Regions from separate parts of the Homo sapiens genome. Here region 2 is linked to region 1. Evidence: chromatin loops called from intact Hi-C (ENCODE). Cell type or tissue: B cell. All regions are shown on one strand. Region 1 overlaps AFF1 (ALF transcription elongation factor 1). Region 2 overlaps AFF1 (ALF transcription elongation factor 1).

Region 1 (8,000 bases):
ATATATATATATATATATATATATATATATATATATATCTATCTATATCTATCTGTGTGTATATATATCTGTGTGTGTATATATATGTGCGTGTATATATGTGTGTGTATATATATGTGTGTGTATATATATGTGTGTGTATGTATATCTGTGTGTATATATATATCTGTGTGTATATATGTATATATATCTGTGTGTGTGTATATATATATAATATCATGTGTGTGTATATATATACATATCACGTGTGTGTATATATATGCACACACACACACGAATGTTAGCAAAGAACCCAAGCATTGCCTCAATAAGTAACGTTAGAATCATACATCCAAGCCAAAATCTTTATTTATTTTATTTTTAATTTATTTATTTAATATAGATGGAGTCTCTGTTGCCCAGACTGGAGTGTAGTGGTGTGATCATAGCTTACCGCAGCATTAGACTCCTGGACTCAAGTGATCCTCTTGCCTCACCCTCCCGAGTAGCTGGGACTACAGGCAGGCACACACCACCATGCCCAGCTAATTTTTAATTTTTTTTTGTAGAGATGGGGTCTTTCTTTGTTGTTCAGGCTGGTCTTGAACTCAGGTGATCCTACCACTTTGGGTTCTCAAAGTGCTGGGATTAAAGGTGTAAGCCACTGTGCCCAGCAGACTGAAATCATTTTATAACTGTGCTTTTCAATGTTATCTTAAAATTAGCTGGGGAAGAATTCTGTTTAGTTTTTGTTTTTTGGTGTCAGTCTCATTTAAAAATTGACAAGGAAATGAATGGATTTGTGGTAACTGCCTTTTAACTTTGTAAATTTTAACCTAATGTATGTTTAAATTATCAGAAATAGAAAATTCAGATACTTCTATACTTACTGACTTATTATAAAAACTGTGCCTAAACTGAAGGACAGAACCACTTAAATTATTCATTTATTTGAGAAGAAATTTTCTATTTTAATTCAACAATGACTTTTTTCACTATATTTTCATGGTTGAACTGGCTAGAGTGGGTAGTTATTTCAATAGGTGTTGGAAATTAAAAAAAGTGTAGATAGTTTCCAGTTTACTGATTTTCTTCCAAAAATGTGTTTGGGACATAGAAAATGTTTTGCAGAAGCAGCAAGGAAAATCATGTGATGAAGGTTAGGCCCTAGGCTAGAGCCAGAATGTTTCTTAACTTGTGCCAAAATGTCCAACATTTGGAATAATAATGGCAAACGGTGCAATCACTGAAATAAAGCATGAAAACCATGCTTAAACAAGAGGGTTCGTTCTATACTTGTGTTAGCTTTTAGCTTTAGGGGGTTTTGTGGATGGAGAAAGAGGAGTGGTGTAAGGGATCTTTAAGATTACTTGGAGGAGACTGGAAAAAATGGATTCTTTGGGGCAGGGGCATTTCCACTGGTAAACCTGGGCACTTTTAAGGACAGAGGATTATGTATAATTTTGATCTATGGTAATAGCAGTCTTTTATTAAGCAATTATTTATTGAGCATTCTGTTATGTTCTGATCTCTGAACCAGGAACTTTGCAAAATGGTATCATTTAATCTGCAAGGCAGAGCTTATCACTGCCATTATACAGATAAACTGAGGCTCATGGCAAGTGACGGCTGATACACAGCTTCAGATCTACTCCAGACTTACATGTAAATGTCTCCTTGCCCTTCATACATATATCCATGTGGCCAGTGACCCATGATTTACTGGTGGAGCAAAGGAAGGCATAGAAAATGGAATATGGGTGGGGTGTCTGTTTATCTCTAAACTGAGCTATAACTGAAACAAAAAAAGAGGATGAGAGTAGGGAAACATGGTATGTGTAAAATTCCTCTCAGAGTGAAGAAATGTGAGGTCAGTGTTTCCCAGCGTTAGCCTCTGGGAAGTAAGTGCCTTTTCTCCAGCTTGGTTACTGCATGGGGAATTTGGAGAGAGATGGTAGGGTATTTGTAACTTGGGGAACTCCAGCAATATTTGGGACAGGGGATGTATGTGGATGGAACCTTTTTGTATAAAAGATGTGAAATCCCTTTTACCCTTCATCCTCCTTTAGGATCCTGCTTTTTTTTGAGTCAGAGTCTTGTTCTGTCTTCCGAGGCTGGAGTACAGTGGCGCTATCTGTTCACTGCAACCTCTGCCTCCTGGGTTCAAGCAATTCTCCTGCCTCAGCCTCCTGAGGCTGGGATTACAGGTGCCCACCACCACGCCTGGCTAATTTATTTATTTATTTTTTAGTAGAGATGGAGTTTCACCATGTTGGCCAGGCTGGTCTCAAGCTCCTGGACTCAAGTGATCCACCCGCCTCGGCCTCCCAAAGTGTTGGGATCACAGGCGTGAGCCACTGCGCCCAGCCCCGATCCTGATCCCTATCCTGCTTCTTTAGAAAAAACTGATGTTTAGAATAAAACATTTTTCCACCCCTTCATTTTTAGTGTGAAATGCATGCATCCCTTCACCTCTGCTGTGAGATACCACATTTTATGCCATCCTTGGGATCCCCTTTTTTCACAAGGTTCTCTTATCCTGCTCCATAGGCTGCCAGCTCTAGTGACCATCTATTGTGTTTAGTATTGAGTTATCTCCCTTTTTAGGGAGGAAAGGGATGTAATGGGAGAGGCATAGGCAGAATGCAGGAAGGGGCACCAAAGCCTGTGCTCCTTTGCCAGCACTTGGACTCCAGCTGTGTATATTCATTAATAATGACTCACAGTTATTGAACACTAGGCACTGGGCTCAGCACTATGTCTGCATTAGTTAATGTAATTATTACAACAGCCCAAAACTTTTTGGTACAATTCTCATCTCTATTTTAGAGAGGACGAAACTAAGGCTTAGAGAGTGTATGGCTTGTCCTGTTGGCTGTACCTGGCAGTGACAGCATCTCAGACGTGCCGGTCATAAATGTAGCCATTGGCAAAGATTTCCCATGTCAGTTCCTTCCGTCCTGCATTATTGTGGTGGCTGCTATCCCAGTAGAGAAGTAACACAGTGACTTTGGGAATATTTCTCATTCTCTACAGGGGTGGTTCTCCACAGGGGAGGAGATTTTACCCTTCCCTATCCCGGGGATATTTGGCAATGTCTGGAGACAGATATGGCTGTCACGCCTGGGAGGGGGGTGTGCTACCATCATCTCAGATAGAGGCTAGGGATGCTGCTAACGTCCTGCAATACACAGGACAGCCCCACCCTAAGAATTACCTGGCCCCAAGTGTCAATAGTGGAGAACTCTCGCTCTGCAGGTTTCGCCTAGTTCCTATGCATGGGGATGTTTGTGTTTCCGAGAGCGTCTGTACATTGTCATCAGACCCTAAATCATGCTGGCCCCAGGTGTCAGTTACTTGACCTGTATTTGCTTAGGACACAGTATGTGCAAGACACTCCTGGGTGCTCTGTGGGTTACACAGCCTTACTCTACCCCTCACCACCATGTTTAGTGAGTAAATGATTTACCCAAAGAACCACAGTTAGGAAGTGGCAGAGCCTAGGTCTGAATCCTTCACTAACTCCAGAGACCATGCTTTTTTTTTTTTTTTTTTGCGTGGTGGTGCATGCCTGTAAGGCTGAGGCAGGAGAATTGCTTGAACCCGGGAGGTGGAGGTTGCAGTGAGCTGACACCATGCCATTGCACTCCAGCCTGGGCAACAAGAGTGAAACTCTGTCTCAAAATAAATAAATAGGTAAATAAATAAAATTAAAAATTTGCCATGCACACCCAGCTAATTTTTGTACTTTTAGTAGAGATGGGGTTTTGCCATGTTGGCCAGGCTGGTCTTTGAACCCTTGACTTCAAGCGATCCTCCTGCCTCGGCCTCCCAAATTGCTGGGATTACAGGTGTGAGCCACCATGCCCTGCTGAGACCATTCCCTGTACTCGTTTACTGTGATGGTAACCAAAATGTTCCATCGTGTGGCATGTTGCTGAGCCTCCTCTCTGCCTCCTTCAGTTTCAACAAAGTCGTGGCAGGAGACTGACAAACAGCAGTCTCTGTGTGGGGACCTTGAGTGGCCATCCAGTTGCTCTGTAGTAGGAAGTGGTAGGGAAGTTGGAGGTGAGGAGGGCCCGTTAGTAGGGAACTGAGGCCAGACTTCTAAAAGAGCAAGGAAAGAATTTCGAATGACATGGTTCCTCAGCATGTCTGCAGGGAGGAGGTTTATTGCAGCAGCATTTAGAACTAGCTCAGAGGAGAAATAATGGGCGAAGGGAGATTGGTACATATAAGGTAATACCTATTGTATTACAGATTTACTTATGTAAAATGCTTTTCTAAAATCTGGTTCTCTCGTATTTTATATACCAGATGTAACTCAAACTAGATGAAATAGAACCATAGACTCAATCCTTCCTAAAAGCTCAAGGCTTTCTGGCTTGGTAATTTTGTGGGGAAGCACTTGCAGGAAAAACACTTTGAAATATGAAGAAGGAAATGTGATTCCGGTGGTTTCTTTATAGGCCCTAAATCAGTACAGGAAGAAATAGGACAAGAACCAGAGAAGATTAACTTTCTGAAACTTTACAAACAGCCTAATTCCCAAGTAGAGAAAAGTATATTTTAAAGAATGAATACTGGGGGAGGAAATGAGGGAAGGTGAATTAAGCCTTCACAGTGGCTGCTAAGGAGATTACCCTGAAAACTTCCCAGGTGGGAATCTGAAACTTACTTCTACAAATGTATGCATGTGTCTCTACTAGATTGCTTGTAGTTTCCCAGTAGAGCAAAAAGCAGAAGCCAGAGAAAGATTTGAAGGTGTTAGGTAAGTGCTCTAGTTTTGCTTGGCGTGCATGCACGGATACACATGTAACATGCACACTTCTGCTATTTCAGTTCTGCTGACAGCTGATGAAATCATGTGTCTCACAAGTTTAGGACCACTCTTGAGTTCCTTTCCTTCCAAAGATTTGCTATAATATTTCATAGATAAATTTGTGCTTCCAAATTACTCCTTTCTGCTAAAATCTGAGATTTAACCAGAAGCCTGTAAATACCCTAGAGGAGAGAGGAGAGTCTGTTGGAAAAATGTGGGGCACACAACGATCCTACCACAGTGTTTTGACCAAATTTAATAGTTTATTCTTGTGGTTATTTTTTCTAACATTATGAACATTTTCAAACATTCAGAAAAGTTTAATGAATTTCACAGTAAAAAGCCTTATTCTCAGATTATAAGTACATATTAAATAGTCCTAATTCAAAATCCTAAACATTCCAAAATCTGAAACTTTTTGTTGTTGTTGCTGTTGGGTTTTTTTTTTTTTTTTTTTTTTTTGAGGTGAGTCTCACTGTCGCCCAGACTGGAGTGCAGTGGTGTGATCAATGCAGTGGCCCATTGCAACCTCTGCCTCCTGGGGTTCAAGTGATTCTCCTGCCTCAGCCTCCCAAGTAGGTGGGATTACAGGCGTGCACCACCAGGCCTGGCTACAAAATCTGAAACTTTTTGAGTGATGACATGACACTCTAAGGAAGTGCTTATTGGAGCATTTTATTTTTCAGATTTTAAGATTAGTAGTGCTAAATGCCAGTGTTCCAAAATCCAAAAAAAAGAAAAAAAATTGAAACCCAAAACACTTAAGGTCCCAAGCATTTCAGATAAAGGGATACCCAGTCTGTATTAACATTTTATTTTACTTGCATTACCATATATTCATCTCTTTGTTGCTGTGTCCATCCATTAATGTATTTTTATACTTCTTATATAAGTTGTGGGAGAGTATACTGTCCCGTAAATAGCTTGTATATCATTAAAGTTCAGTATTTTTTTTTACGTTTTTTTTTCTTTTGGTATAAAATGCAGTGAAAGGCACAAATTTTAAGTGTACTGGCCCATTTTGACAGTGCATGCATCTGTGTAACTCATACCCCTAGTAAGATTTGGAACTATTCTTAAGGTTATTTTTTGGTGTGTATCTGGGAAGATGATTAGAAGAAGAGTAAACAAACACGTAACCTGTTTTATTTTTCTTCCTCTCAGGGTGTCATTTCAATTTTTTAAAACCTGTTGGATGAGTTGTGTGTGCTTGATAATACCTCATTTTGTAGAGATTATTTAAATTCCTTGAGGTCTCAGACCAAAGCTCTTGGATTAAGGTACGTTTTTCTTCACCTAGGTTGTCTCTTGCTGAGAATTAAAGATAAATTTTTTAGAACCAGCCCTTCTCACACTGAAGGAAAGTGGAGACTCATGTCCATTTAAGACCTCCCCATTTTTGGGTAACAGTAAAATGCATGTGACAGAATATAACTATTACTAAATCATTCCCTGCCACTCTAGGAGTGCATTTATTAGAGAAATGCTAGGACTATTGGATTGTGTTCTTCCAGTGTTATGCTTTTGAAGTTGTGGGAAGGCAGGCGGATTGTCCCCAAAGGAGGTGCCCTTAGTTGATGTCTGTCATCCTACACAGGTGGGGTCTTTTATTTCATGGCCAGGGCTCTCAAAGGCTTCCTTTTGGCCACAATGAGAGAAATCTGGGGGTGAGTGAGTGTCCTCCCAGGTAAATTAATGGTGGGTCTGTAAATAACCAGGGGCCCCAGACTGAAATCGGGCAGGTTGTAATTTGTCAGATACCTGGATGCCTGTTACCTGTTTCTTTTTATTCTGTTATCCTCTAGCATTTGGTAAACTTTGATATAAATATTGTGGCCGTTTCTGAGCTACTTTATTGTAAGAGAATAGTTGGGAATCTGTGATTAGGCTAGAGTTATAAGGGGAAACAAGGTCTCCCTGAGTGCAGGTGGGGCATAGAGGTTTTAAATGGGAAGGAATAGGTGATAAGAATATGTAAGAGGTTCACTCTACCTCCATTTGAAGACAGAGGTTTAACGTTATGAAGACTGTCAACCTGTTTCCTCCTTACACTGTCAGCCTGACAGATGTCTTTTTATGTACGTAAAGGTATTCAGATCCAGCAGTGCATTCTCCCACCAGACTTTTGAAGAATCAGGACATTTGAGGAACATTAAGTTCTGACCTTTAATAGCAGCCACTGGCTTAATTCTTCATATTTTCCAAAAACCACACCCGCCTGCTGGAATAGATAGCACAGGGAAGTTGGATGGACTCCCTGTGCCTTGGGAGTTCTTACTCCCAGAGTGTCTCCTAGTGTTTCCTTTTGCTGTGCTGTGTCCCGTATATCCTGTCATTTCCATTTATTTTATCCTCAAATTATAAAGAATTGTAGTGTTAAGTCCGTTATTCACTTTAAGATGCAGCCAGAACAGTGACTGGAGTGGTTTCATACCTCATGGGTTTCCCACACTTCCATCAACACACACTTCACAACACCTTGGAGGCATTGTGAAAAGGTCAAGCTTTGGAGATGGGGAAGAGTCCTGAAGATGTTGGGTGACATTGTACAGTGAATGGAGGCTGCCTGCTTGGCACACTTTCCATCACACATCACATTTTGCTAATCTTTTGGAATAAGGGGGAAAGACATTTAAATGAGATAATTAGAGATAAGAATGGAGATTTTAATCTTTTCCCTGAAGTCAAGAAGGCAGATAAGGAGAAATTGCTGTCACTGAAAGACTGTATATTTTACAAGAAGTTATTTCAGAAGCAGTCTCTATTCCTTTAGGCTTTAAATGAACTTAAAAAAAAAAAAATCACCCCTTGTGTTTCTTACTAATTTAGGGACTAGTCCAGGGGTCAACAAACCTTTTCTGTGAAGGACCAGATGGTAAATATTTTAGGCTTTGCAGCCCACGCGGTTTATGTTGCACCTACTTAGCTCTGCTGTGGTGGGACCAAAGCATCCATAAACAATACGTAAGCAGATGAGGATCACTATGTTCCAATGAATCTTTATTTACAAAAATAGGTAGCTGGTCCAGATTTGGCCCATGAGCCATAGTTTGCCAATCCCTGGACTAGCCCATCCTTTTATTTCTTGCTAACTTTAAGGAACATTTTAAAGTTGAAATTTAAAGATTGGCCAGTGTTAAATATGAATGGTTAAAAAAATTCTCCCCCCTTTGCCGCTGGCAGTCTTACCCTTCTTTAA
Region 2 (8,000 bases), 65 kb before region 1:
GAGTGCAGTGTTGTGATCTCCGCTCACTGCAACCTCTGCCTCTTGGGTTCAAGCAATTCTCCTGCCCCAGCCTCCCAAGTATCTGGGACTACAGGTGCATGCCACCACACCTGGCTAATTTTTTATTTTTAATAGAGACAGGGTTTCACCATGTTGGCCAGGCTGGTCTCAAACTCCTGACCTCAGGTGATCCTCCCACCTCAGCCTCCCAAAGTGCTGGGATTACAGGCGTGAGCCACCATGCCCAGCCCTGAGCCACTGCGCCTAGCCTGATTTTGCCATACTTAAAAAAACAAACAAACAACTATCCTTTTTCCTCTTTTTCTTTGCTGAACTATTTTAAAGCAAATTCCATTTCACTTCTTCATACTTTATGTGCATCTCTAAAAATATATGGACATTTCCCTACTTAAATACATACCCGTCTCACACCTAATAAAATTAACATCTTGGATTCGTCTAATACCTAGTCTATCTCTGAACTTTTTCTTTTTTTTTCCTTTTTTTTTTTTTTTTTTTGAAACGGAGTTTCACTCTTGTTGCCCAAGCTGGAGTGCAGTGGTGCCATCTGGGCTCACTGCAACTTCCACCTCTCAGGTTCAAGCAATTCTTCTGCCTCAGCCTCCCGAGTAGCTGAGATTACAGGTGCACATCACCATGCCTGGCTAATTTTTTGTATTTTTAGTAGAAACGGGGTTTCACCATGTTAGGCTGGTCTCAAACTCCTGACCTCAAGTGATCTGCCCAACTCAGCCTCCCAAAGTGCTGGGATTACAGGCGTGAGTCACCGTGCCCGGCCCCAAACTTTCTAGATTGTTTTAAAATGTCTTTTAAAATTGTTTTTAGCCAGGTGCGGTGGCTCATGCCTGTAATTCCAGCATTTTGGGAGGCCACGGTGGGTAAATCACCTGAGGGTCAGGAGTTCGAGACCAGCCTGACCTACATGGTGAAACCCCGTCTCTACTGAAAATAAAAAATTAGCCGGGTGTGGTGGTACGTGCCTGTAGTCCCAGCTACTCGGGAGGCTGAGGCAGGCGAACCACTTCAACCCAGGAGGCAGAGGTTGCAGTGAGCCGAGATTGTGCCACTGCACTCCAGCCTGGGAGACAGAGTAAGACTCTCTCAAAAAAATAAAATAAAATAAATAATAAATAATAAAATTGTCTTCATCTTGATCCAAGGAAACCAAAGTTCACATATTGCATTAGGTTTTGTTTCTTGAGTCTTAATCCAGAGCAGCATTTACTCTATTTACTTGTGGGGTGGGAGCATTTACTAGTTAAGGAAACAGTTGCATGTATGTCCTACTTCTTGGATTTGTTTGTTTCCTATTAATGCGTTTAACTTGTTTCGATATAGCAGTAGTTCTCAACGGAGGACAATTTTGTCTCCCTCTCTTCCAGGGGACATTTGACAATGTCTAGAGAGATTTTTAGTCATCACAATCTAGTGAGTAGAGGCCAGGGATGTTATTAAACATCTACAATGCACAGAACAGCCCCCACCACAAATAATTTCCTGGTTTCTAATGTCAATAGTGCTGAGATTGAGAAACTGTCAGCCTATCCCATGTATTTCCTGAAGAATGGAAGTTAGCACTAAAAGCTTGGTTAGAGTCAAGATAACTCTTTTTGCTTAAAATAGTTAAATTGCCCAGGAGTGCCGGTATTCTGTTTTGATCTGGGTGTTGGTTACAAGAGTATATCATTTTGTGAAAATTTATATGTGAGCTCTACACTTTAAAAAATGTGTGTTATTTTTAATTTTAAAAGTTTACATTAAAAAAAGAAACCTCTTTATTGTGTTGGGTCCCTTCCTCTTTTTGTCTGCTACTTCACACTTCTTAAATAGTTGAATAAATCTTTAAAGCCTCACTCCCTTTTAAAGTTCCTTAATACTCTTTTTTTTTTTTTTTTCCCAATGTGAGAGACTGGTAGAGATGGGGGAAAAAATGGGTGCCTTTTGAACTCATTGTTGGGATGGTTGAGTGTCTGTTAGGGAAGTCAGAGTGCTGGTACTTTCCTTGCTCTGCAGAAAATTGCAGAGTTGCCCTAAGGGAGGGACACCTAAACGATAAGTAACGTTAGGCCACTTGGGTTTTGTGTAAAGCTGAAAGGAGAAAGTCATTCCAGATGGGATGGTTTGAAAGCAGAGGTTGGCTTTCATGAGCTGTGGAATTTGGGAAAGGGGCATTCTGGGCTGAAAGAACCAGGGAAGGTAAGGAATGCATTAGGGGTGTGCTGGGAACCTTTTCTTGAGCGATGTCTTAAAGCCAGCTTCTCTTCTCTGTCTCTGATAAATAATTGGAAGGAAAGGCAATGAATTTTTTTCTGACAGTTGGTTCTAACTGGGGGCCAGGGCCTCGTTTGCAAATGAAAGGACTGCTGTTGGAGTAGTTGAAATCACAATGGGCCCTGACTCTTTTCACATCAAAGTGTAAAAGAATCTCCAGGGGTGATAAATGGGGGCTGCTGGACTCATTACTTGTAAACAAAGCTGAGGGATGACCTCTACATTTTTTTTTAATTAAAGGAAAACAGGGTTTCCTAGTGGTGAGCATGGGGCTGCTCTTCGTTTGAATTTTGACTGTTCACACTGGAAAAGATCTTTCTTTAAGGTTACAAGGGAGCTGCCGCTGTTACCCAGGATTTACCCTGAATCTCAAACACTACTGGAAAAATGCTGTGCCTAGGACGGCCCAGCAGGTATCCTGCATGTGTTGAGAATTGAAGTGCAGTGGGTTCCGCTGCGTTGTTACAGTAAAGTGGAACAGGGCAGAATTTCTGAGTGCTGCTCCTCTCAGGAGACTGAGGGCTCCTTTACTCCTTTTCCCACCCGACATCAGGAGGAAAACTCCTTTATTCCTGTGCAGTGTAGAAAAAGGTCCGTTTTTAAGTAAATTCTTAGCTCTTTGTAAAAGAAGTCCAAAGGCAGTGGTTTTAGAGTTTAAAGATAGTATTTCTTTATATTTGTGTAGTTACAAGGCTTTGAGTATGATCAAAACGTTTAACCAAAACTAAAGTATGTGCATACTTTATGGTGTTGAAAGCAATGCTACTAAAAATAGTACAACATTTTATGGGATTAAGATTGCAAATTGCTGCCTAAATTCAGCTTGCAGTTAAGGCCTACCTTCAGTAAACTCTCGTTGTGTAGTCAGCTCCCCACCAAGCTTATCTCTTGCTGTTTTTCCACTTGGCTCCTCTGTTGCAGTCAGTCCAAGCCCTACCAGATTTTAAACAACTGGAGGTCAGAGACTGCCCTTTGTAACCTGAGTGGAACTGGTAAGGCACTGGGCACCCAAGAATTCTAATGTGTTTACTGACTTTCCACATGTTTAGTAATCACCTTCTGAGCCTATCTTCCAAGCAAGTTGTAAGACTTGAGAAAGGAGCAGAGGTCACAGCTGGCAAGGAGCACAGCATCCCTGGATGGTTGACAGAGACAAGCTATCCTCCAGATGAAATATTTCCAACTACAGATGAGAGTATTGAAGGCCTTCCATTCCCCTTTGATATCAGAATGGTGAGAATGTGGGAGACACCACCAGTTAACCCTGCCTTCATGAGTACAGATACCCATGAAAATATTTAATAAGCGCAGTGACCAGACGAGACCTGTGCTAAGTATTTGATAGGCATGCTTTCAATCTCGTAACTCCCTATGAGGTTATGTTTTACAGATGAAAAAGGGAAAAGGAAGATACTCATCAGTGGCTAGCTTCCTTCCATCACCGAACCCTCAAGTCCCTGTTCCCTTTTTGTCTTTGTAGAAGCTGGTGGCAGGGATATACTTTCTGAGCTCTGGTTTAAAACTCTGAGTTTTGGGCCACAGATCCCCTCTAGCTGACTCTTCTTTTTTGACATGAATGAGATAAAAAGTTGTTCCTGGGAGATAGTTTCAGCATGGCTACAGTAGTCAGAGAAACGTGCATCTTTTCCAGTGAAGGAACAAAGCTGATTTCTTTGCACTGGGGCATAGTGGGGGTGTGGGAAGGGGGGGCTGAGTGATGGGAATAGGGGTCACTACTGAGTCATATGGCAGGAAAAAGATGAAAAGATTAGTTACCCAAAAAAAAAAAAATTAAGGAATGGAGGTGGTTCCCATCCTAAATTAGAATCTCCCCAGTTTGCGTTTCAGAGCCCTTTTCATCGCCGTGGTGAGATGATGTGTGCTCTCTCAGAGCACTTTGTGGTCTGTTACAGCATTGCACAGATGTCAGGTGGCTGCCCTGTTAATAAATCAACCTCTCAACGGTTAGAAGTTGTAGCAGTTCTCGTTTTAGATTATCTTTCTACATCCGGCAGAGGCTTACTGTCCCCCGCAGAGCACTTGGTAAACGAGATATGAAATTGTCCTTTAAGAATGGAGGTTTAATTTTCCAGTAGGACAGAGTATTCAATAAATGAGAGTGGAGACTATATTTTATTTGTCTAAAATATATGTTTTTTAAAATGTGTTCCTCAATAGCTGGTAAAGGACAAAGCCAGGGAGTTGAGAGCAAAGGGTATGCACGAGCTGAGATAGCAGGATATTTGGAAAAGTTATTGTTTCTTTTTTTTTTTTTTTTTTTTCCTGTCTCATGTCCTCAACCTGGAGTAGTGACTCTGGTGAGTAGAACACTTCTTACAGGCTCACTGGGACCCTGCCACTAAATTTTCACCTGGAGAGGCAGCCTAATTAAGAGAGAGTTTGCTTTGAAATCAGTTAGATCTGGGTTTGAATTGTATCCCCATGAGACAGGTAATGCTGGGCAATTTTCTTAACCTCTCCAAACTCTAGTTCTTTCATTTGTAAAATAAGGATAATAATGACTAAATATATACATTTATTTAAAGCCCATGGAGTGCTTGGTACTCAATAGACATTTAATAAATATTAATTTTCTTCCCTTTCTGTTGACTTGCCTTTGATAATTTCAGCATTTAGGGTGTGGAGAATTTGAACTTCATGATGTTCATAGAACACCTGAGGTTTAAAAGTTTGGGTTCCATTGGGCAATATAGGGAAAGCAGCCTTCCCATGCTCTGAGACCCAACTCTGAAGCATTGTCTGGGACCAGCGCCTGGCACTGTATGTGAACTGTATAATCACGTGTTCCTGCCAACTGTGGGTTCAAGTGATGATGAGTCTGATTTTTGTTACTCTGGAACTTACATTATTAAGAGTTTGGGTAATTTGAAATGGTAGGTGACACTATGAATTAATTTCTCAATAAAATTCTCATTTCATATTTACTACTAAAATATTACTTTAAGATATAGTTTAGGATACACATGAAGATAAGTATAGGCCAAGCACGGTGGCTTATGCCTGTAAAACTCAGCACTTTGAGAGGCTGAGGTGGGTGGATCACTTGAGGCCAGGAGTTCGAGACCAGCCTGGGCAACATGGTGAAACATCATCTCTTCAGGAAATACAAAAATTAGCCAGGCGTGCTGGCATGCACCTGTAATCCCAGCTACTTGAGAGGCTGAGGCACGAGAATTGCTCGAACCTGGGAGGCAGAGGTTACAGTGAGCTAAGATCACACTACTGTACTCCAGCCTGGGTGACAGAGTGAGACTCCCATCTCAAAAAAAAAAAAAAAAAAAAAAAAGCATAGATAACTATGTGTAAAGAAACTAGGTATTCATTTAATAATACTTTTTATCCTTTTAGGTTAAGTAAATAGAAATCATATATTTCCTTCAGGTTAGTTTGATCTTGAATGGAAGTTCTCTGTTCTTAATCCAATATTCATTCATTCATCAAAGACTTTGTGGAGAGCCTTTGATGTCAAAAGTGTCAACTAGGAACTAGGGAGAGGGGATGGGAAGAAAAACTGGTACCATGGGGGAGGGAAGGAACTGGGATGGAGGTAGATTAGTCCACAGGGAGTTCACATTAGCGCTTGCGTTCAGGTTACTATGTGTAGGTTACTATGTGCATCTACTCTTTTTCATCCAATGCTTTAAACTTTTTAAAAAGCTTATTCCTAGTCCAGTATTGTATTTTAACCTTATAAAGATCTTATAGGGTAGGTCAGGCAGATAGTTCCATTTGAAGTTTAAAGGGGTTAAGTGGTTTGCCAATGATCTCAGGGTTAATAATGAAACTGTTTTCTCAACCTGGAATGAGTTTTCTCTCCCTTTCCCAGCTCCTCAGTCTATTGATATCTTAGTCATCCTTTAAGGTTCAGCTGAAATACCACCTTTTCTTTTCATTTCTTTTTTTTTTTTGAGACAGTGTCTCACTCTGTTGTCCAGGCTGGAGTGCAGCATTGCACAGTCACGGTTCACTACAGCCTCAATCTCCTGGGCTCAAGTGATCTTCCCACCTTGGCCTCCCAAATGCTATGATTACAGGTGTGAGTCACCATGACTAGACTGGTTTTTTTTTTTTTTTTTTTTTAGTACAATTTTTTTGTAGACCTGGGATCTCACCATGTTGCCCAAGCTAGTTCTGAACTCCTGGCCTCAAGCAGTCCTCCTGCCTCGGCCTCCCAAAGTGCTGGGATTACAGGCATGAACCACCATGCCTGGGTTGTTCTTTTGGTTTTTTTTTTTTTTGAGATGGAGTCTCGCCCCGTCACCAGGCTAGGGTGCAATGGTGTGATCTTGGCTCACTGCAATCTCTGCCTCCCAGGTTCAAGCCATTCTCCTGCCTCAGTCTCCCGAGTAGCTGGGATTGCAGGTGCGCACCACCACATCCAGCTAATTTTTTTTATTTTTAGTAGAGATGGGGTGTTGGCCAGGATGGGCTCAATCTCCTGACCTCATGATCCGCCTGCCTTGGCCTCCCAAAGTGCTGGGATTACAGGTGTGAGCCACCGCACCCAGCCGCCTGGGTTGTTCTATACATCTTTTTTTTTTTTTTTTTGAGATGGAGTTTCACTCTTGTTGCCCAGGCTGGAGTGCAATGGTGCAACCTCTGCTCACCACAACCTCCACCTCCTGGGTTCAAGCAATTCTCCTGCCTCAGCTCCTGAGTAGCTGGGGTTACAGGCATGTGCCACTATGCCCGGCTAATTTTGTATTTTTAGTAGAGACAGGGTTTCTCCACGTTGGTCAGGCTGGTCTCGAACTCCCGAGCTCAGGTGATCCACCTGCCTCAGCCTCCCAAAGTGCTGGGATTACAGGCCTGAGCCACTGCGCCCGGCTGTTATATACATCCTTCTCGTTATTCCTCTATCATAGCTTACTATTTTTAAATATTAAATTTCTGTTTGCATTATTGTATGGTTTCTCTCTCCTGATTAGACACAGACTAATAAAACATTTAGTAATTATTTTCCTCCATCTCATATATCCGTCTGAGTCGTAAACATCTTTTATACCAAAGACCTATTTAATCCTTCAGCACTATCTCTGTGTTTTGCAAATAACCAGCAATTAATAAGTGATTTGAGTTTGCCGCTATTGGAGTTATTGTTGCTGTCATAGAGAGATGGAGGAGTGCTGATGTGGAGGGTGGTTATAATGGGTATTTATTTGACCTTTCTTAGAAAAACAACCCAAAGTTCTTACTCTGTTACTAATGGGTTAACTTAGTGTTGCTGTGAAAGTCTGTAACTGTTAAGACAATTACGCATTGTTGACTCAACTGTTGAAAACTACATTTTAAGGCATCTATATAAAGTCTTCAGAATTATGTAAACAGTGATTTACTGCTACCTATTTGTCTTCATTGACCTTTTAAAAACAAATTCCTTGCACAGGCAAGCCTTAGAGCCAATGGTGCCTACAGGTTACCTGTATTTCACTTTTCGGCTAATTTGTCAATGTTTTCTCACAGCAGTGTTTTTGTCTGTTTTAACCAGGGTGTTTGGTTTGGATTAATGTTCAGTTTCTACACACACTTGCTAAGCCTCTTCTCTTATCCACCTATTAGCAAAAGGGAAGTGAAGGGTATAGCCTGTAGAGGGAATTCCCCCTCTTCATTTTGCATTCTAAGTCTATATCTAGGAAAGCATTGTAGCCAAAAAACCCAGGAGTATTGTCTGTATTTTGAAGATATTT

Evidence for each region. Peaks named below come from ENCODE experiments on the same cell type or tissue, not always from the same donor. Only the 100,000 strongest peaks of a DNase experiment are listed, where the experiment ranks them.
Region 2: a loop joins it to region 1, with 3 times the contacts of the local background. A loop is called at or near these places in 3 of 110 quality-filtered maps.

Annotation. Positions count from the first base shown.
Region 1 is chr4:87,022,546-87,030,545 of GRCh38, forward strand. All of the region lies in intron 2 of AFF1 (ALF transcription elongation factor 1), which reads left to right. Among named protein-coding and RNA genes, the nearest start is that of AFF1, 92 kb to the left of the region's middle. In B cell, no CTCF peak of the experiment used is centred here; a DNase peak (open chromatin) is centred at 4,766; H3K27ac peaks cover 3,236 bases.
Region 2 is chr4:86,957,592-86,965,591 of GRCh38, forward strand. All of the region lies in intron 2 of AFF1 (ALF transcription elongation factor 1), which reads left to right. Among named protein-coding and RNA genes, the nearest start is that of AFF1, 27 kb to the left of the region's middle. RefSeq lists enhancers at 336-919, 1,629-2,301, 2,302-2,973 and a silencer at 3,146-3,440. In B cell, no CTCF peak of the experiment used is centred here; DNase peaks (open chromatin) are centred at 3,720, 4,220 and 7,880; H3K4me3 peaks cover 543 bases; H3K27ac peaks cover 1,476 bases.